Regions from separate parts of the Homo sapiens genome. Here region 2 is linked to region 1. The links are chromatin contacts, found by Hi-C or POLR2A ChIA-PET in ENCODE. All regions are on one chromosome and are shown on one strand. The core of a region is the stretch at or near the end of the contact, and the rest is flanking DNA. Distances in the headings are between cores, read along the strand shown. Region 1 has its middle 28 kb from the start of SYNM. Region 2 overlaps SYNM (synemin).

What was found. A loop is a pair of places that touch in the nucleus more often than their neighbours do. ChIA-PET counts read pairs that join two places held with the same protein, here RNA polymerase II (POLR2A). Pooled maps may share reads with other maps.
Region 2: a pooled map shows a loop between it and region 1 (2.0-fold over the local background). The contact joins two enhancer-like sites. A Hi-C loop is called at or near these places in 3 of 168 maps with a recorded cell type or tissue (HCT116, cardiac septum and posterior vena cava) and 1 of 50 pooled maps. POLR2A ChIA-PET finds 5 or more read pairs at or near these places in 1 of 52 experiments (activated CD4-positive, alpha-beta T cell).

Annotation. Positions count from the first base shown.
Region 1 is chr15:99,073,677-99,081,316 of GRCh38, reverse strand. No RefSeq gene overlaps it. Among named protein-coding and RNA genes, the nearest start is that of SYNM, 28 kb to the left of the region's middle. Within about 2 kb of position 4,481, at least 12 of the 41 ENCODE cell types and tissues checked have a DNase peak (open chromatin) inside an H3K27ac peak, as active enhancers do.
Region 2 is chr15:99,131,537-99,139,176 of GRCh38, reverse strand. SYNM (synemin) reads right to left here. Exons shown (of 4, transcript NM_145728.3): 4 at 3,584-7,640. The coding sequence ends at 6,119. It overlaps TTC23 (tetratricopeptide repeat domain 23), which reads left to right. Exons shown (of 14, transcript NM_001288615.3): 14 at 1,050-2,854. The coding sequence ends at 1,167. Among named protein-coding and RNA genes, the nearest start is that of TTC23-AS1, 4.0 kb to the left of the region's middle. RefSeq lists an enhancer at 1,912-2,413. Within about 2 kb of position 3,881, at least 4 of the 41 ENCODE cell types and tissues checked have a DNase peak (open chromatin) inside an H3K27ac peak, as active enhancers do.

The DNA of each region.
Region 1 (7,640 bases), core at 3,232-5,731:
TGTTTATAGAGATTAACATAAACATTGATTTCTAATTGACCCAGCACTGTTTATTGAAAAGATCATACCTTCCCATTGCTCCGACTTGTCACTTTTGTCATAAATTGAGCATGTGTGTGTACCTCTAGACTATTCTGTTCTATTCGTCATTTGTCTAATCTTGCTCCAAATACCACATTGTCTTAATTATTGAGCTTCATAAGAAGTCTCAATATCCTCTAGTATAAGTCCTCTTATTTTCCTTCAAGATTGGCTTGGTTATTTTTGGCTCTTTGTCTTTCTATATAAATTTTACAAGCAACTTGTGAATTTACACACACACATACAATCTCCTAGAATTTTTATTGGAATTGTATTGATTCTATAGATCAATTTTGGGGGAGAAATTACATTTTTACAATATCGAGGGTCCATGTGAGTTAACCAGCAAAGAGCTTTTTCAAGCTTTATATTTTCTATGATTTTACTCAATGAGAATAAGTAAAGCTAATAATCAAAATAACAACAATAATTTTAATACCTAACATTTGTAATAGTTACTACACACTGGATTTTTGGGTTAAGTGCTGTATAGCCATTATATTATTTACTTAGAAAAATTAACTGTTAAAATTTACCAAAAATTATGAGACCTCCATGAAGAAAGCTATACATTTTGTTACAGGGTGTAAAAACAATATTTCAACTAATTGTGAGACACAGGATGTCCTTGAATGGGAAGAATTAATCATCATAAATGTCAGTGATTTCCAAATAAATATGTACCTTAAATTAATTCCAATCAGAATATCAATGGTGTTTTCCTGGGGCTATACAAAAAGTACTTAGCATTTATATTGGAGAAATTCTAAATGTTTTAGAACTGACAACAAAAATATTTAATTGTGAAAAGACAGTGGGTGGGATTCCCTTACCAGCTATTAAAACTTTCTAGAAAACTAATATAATAATTTTAAAACTGTATGACTTTAGCTTATAAATAAGTGTACAGATCAGAAGACCAGAAAGTCAAAAAAAATCTGAGTATATATTCAAATTTAATACATGATAAAGATGGCATTTTAGTTCAGTGGGAGAGAAGATGATTTATTTAATTAATACTGCTAACATAATTGGTTATTGATCTGGAAAATAACACCTCCAGCCATGAATAAAATCATTATGAATGAATTAACCCTAAATGAAAAATAAAAAAATGGAATAAATTTAGGAGAAAATGTGTATAATTTCAAGATTGGAGCATGGCATGGGTGGGGGGTATTGCTTATGCATAACAGGAAATCTAGAATCCAGAAGAGAAAAGACAAGCTTGACTATAAAAAGTTAAAACATGGCCAGGTGCAGTGACTCATGACTGTAATCCCAACACTTTGCCAGGCCAAGGTGGGAGGATCACTTGAGGACGCCAAGAGAAGCCAGGGCAACCTAGGGAGACCCTGTCTTTACAAAAAAAATTTATAAATTAGCCAGGCATGGAGGCAGAAGTGGGAGAATTGTCTGAGCCCAGGAGTTCGTGATTGGGCCACTGCACTCCAGCCTGGGCAACAGAGCAAGACCTTGTCTCAAATAAATAAATAAATAAAAAGTAATAAAAGTTAAAACACAAGAACAGATTGGGGAAAATATCTGCAACATTCTTGATTTCTGAGTTAATATCTGTAATATATAAGGAGCTCTTGGAACTGATAAGGAAAAAAACTTACCCAATAGAAATATGCAGAAAGGACGTGACTGGGCAATACATAGGAAGGGAAATGAAAATGGTCAATAAATGAAAGATCCCCAGACTCACTAGACAGGGAAATGCAATGTATTTTATAAGGTAACATGATAGCATTTCTCACAAATCATATTGGCAAGAATTAAAAAGCTTGATAGCATTCAGTGCTTATGAAGGTGTAGATGGAACAGTTCATACAGTGTTAGTGGGAGAGTGAATTGCTGTCCTTTGGATGAAGAACGCTGGCCAGAAGCTTTGGTTAAATGTCAAACATATACACCATCTAACCAAAGAAATCCACTGGTGGATGTTATACCTCAAAGGACACATATTTACGGATGCTTTTTCATTTTTCACAGCTATTGAAAATCAGGCCTTATTTCTGGGCTCTCTGCTCTGTTCCACTGGTCTAAATGTCTGTTTTTGTACCAGTACCATGCTGTTTTGATTACTGTAGCCCTGTAGTAAAATGTGAAGTCGAGTAAGGTAATGCCTCCAGCTTTGTTCTTTTTGGTTAGGATTGCCTTAGCTATTTGCGCTCTTTTTTGGTTCCATATGAATTTTTAAATAGTTTTTTCTAGATCTCTGAAGAATGTCCTTGGTAGTTTGATAGGAATAGCATTGAATAAGGCCACATACCTACAACCATCTGATCTCTGGCAAAGCTGACAAAAACAAGCAATGGGGAAAGAGCTCCCTGTTTGATAAGTGGTGCTGGGATAACTGTCTAGTCATATGCAGAAGATTGAAATTAGACCCCTTCCTTACACCATATGCAAAAATCAACTCAAGATGAATTCAAGGCTTAAATGTAAAACCCAAAACTATAAAAGCCTTGGAAGACAACCTAAGCAACACCATTCTGGATATAGGGACTGGCAAAGATTTCATGGTGAAGACACCAAAAGCAATTTCCACAAAAGCAAAAATTGACAAATGGGATCTAATAAAATGTGGGAGCTTCTGCACAGCAAAAGAAACTATCAACAAAGTAAACAGACAACCTACAGAATGGCAGAAAATATTTGCAAGGTCTAATATTCAGCATCTATAAGGAGAAAACAACCTAATTAAAGAGTGGGCAAAGAACATGAATAGACACTTTTCAAAAGAAGACATATGTGGCCAACAAGCGTAAGAAAAAAAGCTCAAGATCACTGATCATTTGAGAAATGCAAATAAAAACTGCAGTGAGATACCATCTCACACCAGTCAGAATGGCTACTATTAAAAAGTGAAAAAATAACAGATGCTGGTGAGGTTGTGGAGAAAAGGGAATGCTTATACACTGTTGATGGGAGTGTAAATTGGTTCAACCATTGTGAAAAGCAGAGTGGCGATTCCCAAAAGAGCTAAAAACAGAACCACCATTCGACCCAGCAATCCCATTACTGGGTATATACCCAAAGGAATATAAATCATTCTATTATAAAGATACATGCACATTATGTTCACTGAAGCACTATTCACAATAGCAAAAACATGGAATCAACCTAAATGCCCATCAATAGTAGACTTTATAAAGAAGATATGGTACATATACACCATGAAATACCATACAGCCATAAAAAAGAACAAGATCATGCCATTTGCAGAAACATGGATGGAGCTGGAGGCCATTATCCTTAGCAAACTAACACAGGAATAGAAAACCAAATACTGCATGTTCTCACTTATAAGTGGGAGTCCAACGATGAGAAGACATGGACACAAAAAAGAGAACAGACACTGAGGACCACCTAAGGGTGGAGGGAGGAAGGAGGAAGAAGATCAGAAAAAAATAACTATTGGGAACTACGCTTCATACTGGGGTGACAAAATAGTCTGTACGTCAAACCTCCATAACATGAGTTTACCTATATAACAAACCTGCGCATATACCCCTGAACCTAAAATAAAAGTTTTTTAAAAAGAAAATGAGTTAGATCTAGCGTATTGACTATATGAGATATCCATAACATATTAAGTTGAAAAAGCAATGTTAAAGTACTACTGTAAGCCAGGCATGGTGGCTCATGCCTGTAATCCCAATACTTTGGGAGGCTGAGGTAGGTGGATCACTTGAGGTCAGGAGTTCAAGACAGCCTGGCCAACATGGCAAAACCCCATCTGTACTAAAAATACAAAAATTAGCCGAGCGTGGTGGCACACGCCTGTAGTCCCAGTTACTCGGGAGGCTGAGGCACAAGAATCGCTTGGACCCAGGAAGCAGAGGTTGCAGTGAGCCGAGATCTCACCACTGCACTCCAGCCTGGGGGACAGAGTGAGACCCTGTCTAAACAAAATCAATAAAATCCAAGTATGAAGAAGAAGGAAAAAAGCAACCTCTATATATGCTTTATACAGGAAATGTTTTTTATGATACATGTGATTTATAATCACTGCATAAAGTGTTTCTACCTTTTAATCCATTGTTTTGGTTGCAAAGGTCACCAGTTCTCAAGCTTGGCTGCCCTTTGGAATCACCTGGGGATTTTTAAAAACGCTGATGTCTGGGCCCTACATCCAGAGATTCTGATTTAATTGTGATGGGGTACGGCCTGGACATCAGATTTTTAAAGGCTCCTCAGGTGATTTTCATGTGAAGCAAACCCTGAGGACCAGTGGCATAGATAACTGAGGTCTGAAGCCCAATTTTGGAATAGTTTGACATATGACCTGTGAAGCTATTTTTGCAATTGTCCTGTTAACCACTAGATGGCGTGTTATCCACACTACAGCATTTCGACAACCAGGGTTTTGCCGAACTCTTGGGGAGGTGAAGGACGGAGGCAAGCAGGAAGCAACCAAGGATCGAACGGAACAGACCTGGGACCAGGAATTGTGCCAGATTCGGGCCTCATCCTGCATCACGTAGTGAGCATACAGCTTTTTTTTAAGTTCTGGGGGAAAAAATTATCATCATTAAGCCTGACTTTCCTTCAAGTCAGAGAGGAGCTGCTCCTTAGTCTCTTCCTGTTTCAGTGTCTTTTCTTGGATGTGAGTTACAGAAAGTCATTCTTTGTGGAAAGGCCACACCCTCTGTTGTTTGGCTGCAAGGGTGAAATGGAAGGATGCTCTTTGGAAATCTCTTAATTAAAAGTAAATAATTGACTGTGTAGTAAACAGCCAGAGGGGCAATATTTAAACCCTATTTATAGATTCAGATTAGTGGTGGGAGTAAATAGGACAGTCAGGAGAAAACTTAAATTAAGAAGATTCCCGTCACCCTCACACACAAGAGTGTGATTTTTTTTTCTGAAAACAAATACCTCTGGGCTTCATTTTTCTCCCTTTGATCTCAAAATAAACACCAACCTCCACACTTCTTGGTCATGCACTGCTGGTTCATTAAAGAGCCATATGCTGATTTCCTGTGAGTGTTTAACACGTCATGATTAAGGGCAAAGTCAAGAAACAATTTAAGGACAATTTTTCAATAAAATTAGCTCCAAAACTAAGTGTAATTACTGTCAGTGTTTCTATTATTTGGACTTTTTCCCATCAGAATGTATAAATAGTGTTTTTAATGAATATACAAATTATATGTTTCTGAGAACCAAGAACTCTGACTCCATGAGGAGACAGATAGTGTCTGTATCCCAGGGCAGGTAATTAATGTGAAGGATTCGAGATTTCCTTTGTAGCTATTCATCTATAAAGCAGCCTGTGAGCCATGAGGCCCTGCGGACCATCCCATCAAAAATCTCAGCCAAAATTTGTATCAGTTAGGGTTCTCCGAGAACCAGAAGCAACAGGATATATCATATATGATGAAGAAGCAACTCACATGATAATGGAGGCTGAGAAGTCCCCAGATCTGCTGTTGGCAAGCTGGACACACAAGAAAGCTGATGGTATTGTTCCAGTCTTGAGGCCAAAGACCTGAGACCAGGAGAGGCAATAATGTAAGTTCCAGTTCAAGTCCAATTCCAAAGGCAAAGGACTGATGACCCAGCTCAAAGACCAGAGAGTGAAGCTGATGACCCAGCTCAAAGACCAGAGAGTGAAGCTGATGACCCAGCTCAAAGACCAGAGAGTGAAGCTGATGACCCAGCTCAAAGACCAGAGAGTGAAGCTGATGACCCAGCTCAAAGACCAGAGAGTGAAGCTGATGACCCAGCTCAAAGACCAGAGAGTGAATTTTTGCTTACTCAGCCCTTTTTTTTCTCTATTAAGGCCTTCAGTGGATTGGATGGAAATCCAATAACTTTGTCAAAGTATGTTCCACAGAATTCAAGTTCCTTGGGATGTTAATAAAGGCAATTTGGTAGAAAAGGGCTCCAATGCCAAATAAGTGTGGAAAATCCTAGGTAAAATAAACAGATATCTTTTCTGCAGACATTCTCAGAGCCTTTAATATGTCAATGTGCTTTGCAGTTATCCAAGAAGAGGTTGTATTTTGCAAAGCTTTTCAAACTTATTTAACAAAATATCTTGTTTGGCATTTAGCACCTCTCTAAATCCTGGGAAATACTGCTTTATAAAGTACTTCAAAGCAGAGATTGTGCTTTATCTGATTGTTGTACCCCAGCCTCTAGGTCAGTGCCTGCCAAACAGAGAAATTCAGTAAGCATTTGAGGGGTCTGTAAAGTGAAATAATGAATGATGAATGAAATAGCAGTAGAGATATGGCCAAGCCGTAAACGTAAATTCTACACCAGACTAGCCTGAGTCTATGTAAGGACTTCCCAGAGCACTCCCAGAGAGCCAAAAAATGCAAAATGGATGTTGAGAAGCTTAGAGTAGAACCTCGGCTCTCACCAGTATAGGAGATGCCACAGTGAGAATGGTGTAAATGGACTCTTCCTTAGTGAAGCACATGCCAACTGTGCCCTGCCCATACCCATTGCTCTGCAACTGCCAGCACCTGCATTTCCATCTGAGGTTTTCTCTTGCTGCAGAAGCCATCTCCGTTGTCCACTTGGCAGCCCCCTGAGAGCAACCCTGGATCAATGATCAACTGGAGTCGGTGTATAAATACCCCAGCTCCCTCACTGCTTAGATGGGATAACTCTAGGCATGTGTTTTACACTACACCCAGAATGCGTGTGCTGGGTAGGATGTGCTCCAGTGGCCACGTTGATAACGAGAATGGCTGGCTTCCTCCCCATTCCTGCCTCCTTCCCTAGTCCCCTGCCTGTGGGCCTTGAGATCACCTCTCATATAAACTGCTTGCCTCCTGATCCTTGACTCAGGATCAGGGGTTCTGGGGGGCCTCTGATAAAATATTGCTTATCGTTCCTATGAACTCTCTCCTGTCTTGACTCTACCTCAGCTACAGGACCTCTGAACCCCTGGAAATTTCCCCTAAATTATTTCTTGAAGTCCTAGAAGGGGAACCTCCCATGTTCCCACAGTCCTGTTTATCAGCTGCAGTCCCCCACTGCATGGCCTGTCTTCACTGGCATTCATTGGCACTAAGGAGAGACTTGGTGATGTGCCTCATACTGTGCCAGGTGCTGGGGGTGCAAGGTGAGTGAGACAGTCTTGGAGCCTGCCTTCATGAAGCTTCCAGGCTTTTTGGGAAAATAAGCACAATCCCATTATCATGCAGATCCACATGCAAGGATAATCTTTAATAAGTGCAGGCAATTAAAACCAAAGGGTGCTATGCAGTATAGCAGGGCATCTAATCCAGTGGAAGCTATAAGAGAGACTTCCCAGAGGAACTGAACTTATTGATGAGATATGAAGGATGAAGGAACTAAGTAGGTGAGGAGGTGGGGTGGGGAAGAGACCCAGGCAGAGGAAACAGCATATGCAAAGCAATGGGTACAGAAATGTGCCCCTTTGCATGCCAATAGTCCTGATAAGTGGGCATCCTGAGTTTTCTGAAGCCACCAGTGCTGTCTAAGGAGCTGCAGCAGAGGTAGGGAGGAAAGCCATCTTCCTAACTCTGTGCAAACTTTGTCCTCTGGGCCCCCAAACAGCTCTACTT
Region 2 (7,640 bases), core at 2,632-5,131, 58 kb before region 1:
TCCTTTGAAACCCGAGTTGTAAAAGATCTTCCTTGCCCAGGTATTTAAAAATAATTCATCCTTTAAGTCAGAAATATATGCTGGATGTTGTCTTCCTGCAGACCAGCCCCTGCAGGCTAAGGCACCTGCTGCAGGGGGAGGGCCCCGGGAATCCCTGTGGCCTCCTGCAGCCCTGCTTCCGGCTTCCCTCTGCCCTCGGATGCCCGTCAGGACTGGAGCCGGAAGGTTCACTGACTGACCTTAAAGGCTGGCCCCTACGTCCTTTCTCAGCCCGAGCAGAGGCCCAGCGCTCTGCCGTGGAGGGCCTACCTCACAGAGCCTGGTCCGCAGAGAGCAGCCCCAGGGCTGCCTGAGTCTGCTCAGGGAAACAGGGCCACAGCCCGGAGCAGACACAACCTGGCCAGCAGGGCGCCATCCCCTTTGAGGGCAGGGAAGGCGAGCCAGGGAGGCCTCCAGTGCAACCCTGACCATCCTCCTCACCCATGTCCTGCTCACCAAGCCAGCTAAGGGTTGAGGGCCTCAGCTCAGTGAGGATGGTCACAGGTGATTTTAAAAGATGGGAGGGGCCAGGCGAGGTGACTCATGCCTATAATCCCAGCACCTTGGGAGGCCGAGGCGGTGGATCACTTGAGGCCAGGAGTTTGAGACCAGACTGGCCAACATGGCAAAACTTCGTCTCTACTAAAAATACAAAAATTAGCTGGGCGTGGTGGCATGTGCCTGTAATCCTGGCTACTCGGGAGACTGAGGCATGAGAGTTGCTTGAACCTGGGAGGCGGAAGTTGCAGGGAGCCGAGATGGGGCCACTGCACTCCAGCCTGGGTGACAGAGTGAGACTCTGTCTGAAAAAAAAAAAATTAAAAAAATAAAAGATGGGAGGAAAACATCTCATGTTTTATGCTCTGTGCTACAATTCTCCTCTCATTTATAGCCCCTACCAAGTCTTCTCATAAATGGGTCTGGGCACCTGCTGGGCAGCAAAGGCTGGATGGGAACGGTGTGGGGGGCTGAGGGGCACCACACTCACCCCACCCTCTGCTTGTCTGCAGGGCCCCCAAGGTTGCTTCGAAGCCAAGGCAGGCATCAAAAGCCAAAGTGGCCTTCTGCACCAGCATCCCTCAGGACACCCTGCTGGGGAAGGCCCGGCCCGGCACAACAGCAGACTGAGGCCCCCACCCTGAAAAAGCCTAGGACATTCCTGGGCACTGTCATTTAGGGTGCTGTACAAATCACCTCCGCCTAGAAAATGGAATTCAACAGTCAGGATACAGATTTCCAAGGCCAACTGTTGGCCCCAACATGCAACAGTGAGACCATAAGCCTCCCGTGGGCCACATTTTGACAGTGGATGCCCTTCAGGGTGATATATGCTATAAAGCAGTTTTCTATCACCTAAGTGGTTTTTCTTGCCAACAAGAATTTTTACCCATCAGCACTACTGTGGCTGAAAAACTTCTCTTCAACAGTTCAGTGCGCCCTGTGCAGGAGTCAGCCCGGCATCTGCTTGTACACACAGCTCCTTGCATAGGTGTGGAGTTAGATCTGGACAGTGAACTTCAGGAAGTCCTTTCTTATAGGAGGCTAATAGGGATTGAGAATAACATGAGAAGAAAACGCTAATAAAGGGAAACCTGAACACGCTGCTGTCAGCATGTGTTTTCAAAGTGCAGCCTGCCTCAGAGTTCTTCGGAGCCTGAAAAGGGGTTTGAGAAAGAGCCCAGTAGGAGGGGCAGGAGGCCGACACACCTGACTTGGCCTGGGGCCCAGGAGGCAGGTGTAAGGGAGTGAAAAGAAAGGCTAGCCGGAGGCTGCGGGGGGAAGACCGCAGACTCCCTGCTGCTTCGCATCCCTCCTGTGGCCTCCACTGCAGGCAGGACAAACCTGGATGCCACCTGGAGCTGCTTCCTGAGTTGGCACACTATCGTGTACACAGCAGTCTTCAGCCCCCTGGAAGGAGGCCATAGTCGTGTGAGGATGGCAAAGTCGAACAGGAAGCTTTGAGTGCCTTCCTCCACGATGTCAACGAGGAGATCCAGTGCCAGATCGAGGTGGATGGAACACCCAGGGGTAGGGGTGCAGGTGTGGGCAGTGATGTCCCTTCCCCTCCCTCCCCTGGTCCCACAGACTGTGGCCATGAGGCTGCAGGCTGGTGCTATGACAGCAGATTGCAGCACAGGGCCCTCCCCTCCAGCCCCCAGTGGGACATCAAAACCACCCTGGGGCCATTTGTGCAGGGCACCACCTCCAGTATTGATGGGGAAAATAAACTCAGTAGAGCCACGACAGGGTGGAGAGAAGCAGGGACCATTGTCTTCCTCAGGAGCGTGACAGCTGACCCCACAGACCATGCTTGCTGGTACACACTGGTCCCAGACCCAGGCCTGTCGGACATCAGCAGTGTGCTAAAAACGTGTAAGATGTCACTACTCACCGTGTGTCCTATCTAGTTGACATGGGTGGAGTCAGCTAAGGGGTGAATGTTCATATGCTCCCAATTCACGTTGAAGCCCTAATCCCCAAAGGGATGGTATTGGGGGTGGGGTCTTGGAGAGGTGATTAGGTTATGAGGGTGGAGCCCTGATGAATGGGATTAGTGCTTTATAAGGAGAGACACCAGAGAGATGATCTCTCTCTCCACCATGTGAGGACACAGTGAGAAGACAGCCGTCTGCAGGCCCGGAAGAGAGCCCTCACCAGGAAATGAAACTGTTGGCACCTTGAGACTTCCCAGCTTCCAGAACTGTAAGAAATAAATGTTTGTTGTTTAAGCCTTTCAGGCTACGGCTTTCTGTTACAGCAGCCTGAACTGAGAGTCCATGCCGAGTTTTTGAAATAAATGTGAATTCTGATGTTACTTCTTCCTTTCTGTACTTCTTGAAGCGTAGCTTGGAATCACAAAAACTAAAACACATTTTTAAAATTTAGCGCCCCCACCCCACCCCACCCCAGGAAGCAATGAATTTAGGAATGTTCCCTCCAATGTCTCCCATCTGTTAATTCTGTTGACTTCAACGAGAGGAAGACTATAGCTACTTGTGTTTTTCTATTTTTGGTAAAGGGCTACAAGGTTACAAACGGGTAAAGATATCTAGCTATTCCTTTGTCTCAAACTACCTCAGTTTTTTCAAGCCCCTAAGAAATGGCCATGCCTTAGGGTTAACCCTCCAATTTGCACTTATAAGGTAACCAACTGTCCTGGTATGCCCAGGACAGTCCTGGTTTTAGCACTCAAAGTACCACATCCCAAGAAACCTCTCCATCCCAAATGGGATGGTTGGTGGTGTCCTACTGCCACTAGTCATTCAGGCTGTGATGATGACATTTTTACCACAAATTGTCCAGTGTATATTTGATTACAAGCCAATTGGCTTATGCTCTGTCTGCCAGGCTTTCTAGCTCTGTGCTCCCAATATTGAGTTCCGATTCAGGTGAGGAATTAGAGAACTGGAACTTTTCATATATATTCTGCCCAGTAATTCTCTGCTACCCTAAAAACATGCATGTAAACACACAGATTCTTTACTTAGAGTTTAAAGGAAACATCAAAATCTACTGAAAATATTCATTCTCTTTAGGAACAATGTGGGTTTTTTCCTCAGATTTTTATTTTTGCACATTCTTGTGACATTTCCCATTGTAGGGAACAGGAGTTTAGCAAAATCAGCTTCTTAGATGATGTCATTCTAAATATACATCTTAAACAAACAATATCAAAACCACCAGTAGGAAACTGAAAAACACTCAGTGAGTACTGTTTTGTCTCAGTAACAATAAATACAAAAAGACTGGTTGTGTTCCGGCCCCATCCAACCACGAAGTTGATTTCTCTTGTGTGCAGAGTGACTGATTTTAAAGGACATGGAGCTTGTCACAATGTCACAATGTCACAGTGTGAAGGGCACACTCACTCCCGCGTGATTCACATTTAGCAACCAACAATAGCTCATGAGTCCATACTTGTAAATACTTTTGGCAGAATACTTCTTGAAACTTGCAGATGATAATTAAGATCCAAGATATTTCCCAAAGTAAATAGAAGTGGGTCATAATATTAATTACCTGTTCACATCAGCTTCCATTTACAAGTCATGAGCCCAGACACTGACATCAAACTGAGCCCACTTAGACTCCTCACCACCAGTCTGTCCTGTCATCAGACAGGAGGCTGTCACCTTGACCAAATTCTCACCAGTCAATCATCTATCCAAAAACCATTACCTGTTACAGCTAAAACAAAATCAGCACATCTCTGTCTGTATTAGAAACGACAAAACCTTACAAAGCAGTCACCTCCATACCAGTCTGACAATCACTAGTTCATTTGGCAGATGGACAACAAAGGTTTAAACTTGCTATTCCAATCAACTTTCTTTCCCTATCTGATTCATGGTGTTTTTAAAATAGTATCTTGAAAGCTGTGCTGCATTTCTCCTCCACTTATCAATGAAGAAAACGTGCTCTCCAGAAACTACCTGCGGTAGCCACTCCCAGGACCTGGGGAGACGTGCACCCTGGGGGTCTGAGGGCCTCCAGGTGAATCTGAGAGGGAAGACCCTCCAGTGCTGTCGTTGTAGCCTGGCTGAGGGTGGTGCTAGCTCAGACTGTTATTCCCCAGTGCGCCACAGTCAGTGCGATGATGCTGTGTTACTGGAAATACAGCTGAGACAGCATTATGTGAAAGAAGCTAGCCTGAACTAAAAAAAATGCGCTGCTAGCGAAACTCTTTTTATATATGATGCTACACTTTACAGACAGAAACTTTAAAACAATACTGACGTGTAAAATAAAATGAATCCAATGAAGCATGCTCATCCCAGTATCTTAAACTCGGTGGTGCCTATCTACAGGTCCACACTCCGCGGCCCATGAGCATGGGGGCCTTTCTCGCCCCCCAGGCCCGTCCTGGGTATCTCGGTGCTGGGCTGCAGGAGAGATATCCAGTTCCTTCCCCAAAACATCCTTCTATTTAATAAACTGTTTCCCTGGACAAAACACCCCAACTGCAATGACTTCTGTTCAAAGTGCAAAAAAAGCTTCCGTGAGGTGGGTTCATGGTTGTTATTGTATTCATCTTTCACCCTTGAGCTCAGAAAGACCTGCATCCCATGAATGGAGGGTTGGGAAAGGCATCTTTAAGAGGCACAGTCCACTGTGTGCTTCCAATTTTCCTGTACACAGCCAGCTTGCCGGTCCAGCTGCAGTCTGAGTATCGGCATTCTCTTCATTGTCTTCAAGGTCTACCTCCCACCAGTGAAATTAAATGTTTGGGTGCTAAGGGATAAGGTGCAGAGAAGCGCAAGTCTGCACAGTCTGATAGGAACTGGCCACTCCAGAAAAGGGCATTCAGACTGTGTGCTACTTAATGACCTAGTGCCAAAAAATGAAATGGTACTGTAAGCGATTCCCAATAATCATCTACCCTACCAGTGCCAGGGAACCTGTGCAAATAGAATGTGAAATATCACAACAGACTACAGCTGTCCTCGCCATAAATACTATATTGTTTAAAGTTCTGTACATAGAAAGCAATTCATTCAAGTCTTAAGATGAATTTAGCTCTATATGGCAAGTAATTTTTTCCTAAAGATGAAATCATTTAGCAAGAATTTTTTTAACATAAACAGTCTGCCTATTTCCCATTTCTTTTTGAAAAGACTTTTTAGAGTCTAAATTGTATTTATTTTTCCCCTAAAATGTTAGTCTGTTATTTCATATTAGCACATGCAAGCAAAATTTACTCTTAAATATATTACTTTAATCTGGTTAATGTTTTGACATCTATAATTAATTGTAGTTTCAAACAGATGCAAGCCATGTCTGTGACCAGGTGCAAAACATAGAAATTCATCTCCAGAAGTGGAGAGAAGACTCCAGGGAAAAAAGTGTTTTGTAAAAGTCCCAACTCAAAAATAAAATTGCAGTGCCTTTTAAGGCATGAATTAACTGGAAACCTTTACGGATTAACTATAAAGGAAATTGACCATGCCGGGAGTACTCTTTAAAAAAGTAAAAAAGGGGAGATTTTCATAGACTCCCTCGGCCTCTTAAAATAAGTTAAGGCCTTTGGATGTTGGCACGTCGCCAACAGGCTGCCATTAAAACAAAATGTTTCTGCTTATTAAAACCAATGCCCATCATTCTCCTCCTCCTCATTGTCTAGATAGAGGAGGGCAACTTTCTTTTCATCTGAAATCACCGACCTTTGGTCTACCATTCTCTGGAGCTGCACCTTCTTATCAAACATGGCCTGCTCCTTGCCCTGTTCTCTGTGGGCCTGGTCTCCTTCCCCAGCAGAGGCCTTAAAGCTCACACCAACTGCCTGGTCATTCCTACTGTCCGCGTCTCTCCAGGAACCACGGTCAGACACACCGAGAGCTCCCGCTTCCTGTGTCCGGCTGCGGATCGCCTCTACGTTACTCACATCCATCTGAAAGGTAAACGAAGTTTCTTTGGGCCCTGGTGCAATGTGCCTTAGCGTTCTGCTGCTGTCTGCTAACTTGCCTAGCTCAGGGGAGTCCGCTGAACCAGCAAGCACAAATGTTCTGGACACGGGTCCACGGATGGCAATGTGTTCAGAGGTTTCCGTTTCTGTAGGACCTAGTCGAATGTGCCTAAAGGATCTGCTAACACCCGATGTCATTTCTGCCCCTGATGTGTCCTCTGCACTATCCTCCTGGGGAGATTCAGAAACGACACTTTGGAAGGTGCTCTTTTCAGTCATAACGGTTTGTCTACCCGAGGTATGACTGTGAGTGGCCTGGTGCACATCTGCTGAGCCCTCTCCGTGCACAGTGCTCTCTGAGTCACCAGATTCCCCCAGTTGGGGAACCAGCCCATGGTAAACTATCTGCTGGGTGGTCTGATGCCTCTGAGGCCCAATGCTGATGTGCCTGATGGATGTGCTGCTCCCTGGCAACCCTTCCATGTGTACAGAATCTCCTATGACACCCAACTCCACCTTGTCTGAAAGTGGAGCTGTGAACTGGATTTGCCCACTGAACCCTTCTTTAGGGCCTAACTGGAGTTGCCTGACAGAAGTCTGGGTACCCACTGACTCTTCTGTTGCAAAATAATCACCAACCTTCCCTGCAGCAGAAATGGGGCCCTGAAAAATAATCTCCTTTTCAGCATGAAATTGTCTGCAGCCAAATGTGCTGTGCCTCCCTGATCCGTCCATATCTGCAGAAGACTCTGCTGGGCCAGGTTCTGGCGAGCCCCATGCCTCTGGACAGGCAGGGGCAGGGCCTAGGAAGATGACTTCTCTGGACAGTGGACTTTGACCGGGACCCAGCGTGACATGCCTCACAGACCGGCTGGCTCCGGTCGGGCTCGCTGCCTGACTTAGGTCACCTCCCGCACTTACCTCCACCACTTCTGCAGTGGGTCCTTCATATGACATTCGCTCAGTCCTCCAGACTTCAGAGGGGCCGAGTTTTATGTGCCTTGCAGCCTGGCTCACATCCTCCAGCACCTGTGACTGGGCAAAGCCTGTGGGGCTGCTGACCTCCACAGTGGCCGACACTGGGCCCTGGGGAGTGCGCTGTCCCGAGCTGTGAGAGGCCCCACCAGCAACCTCGCTCTCGCCTGAAGGGATGTACAGCTCCCGGGTGGCCCAACGCCTAAAGCGAATGCCAGCAGCC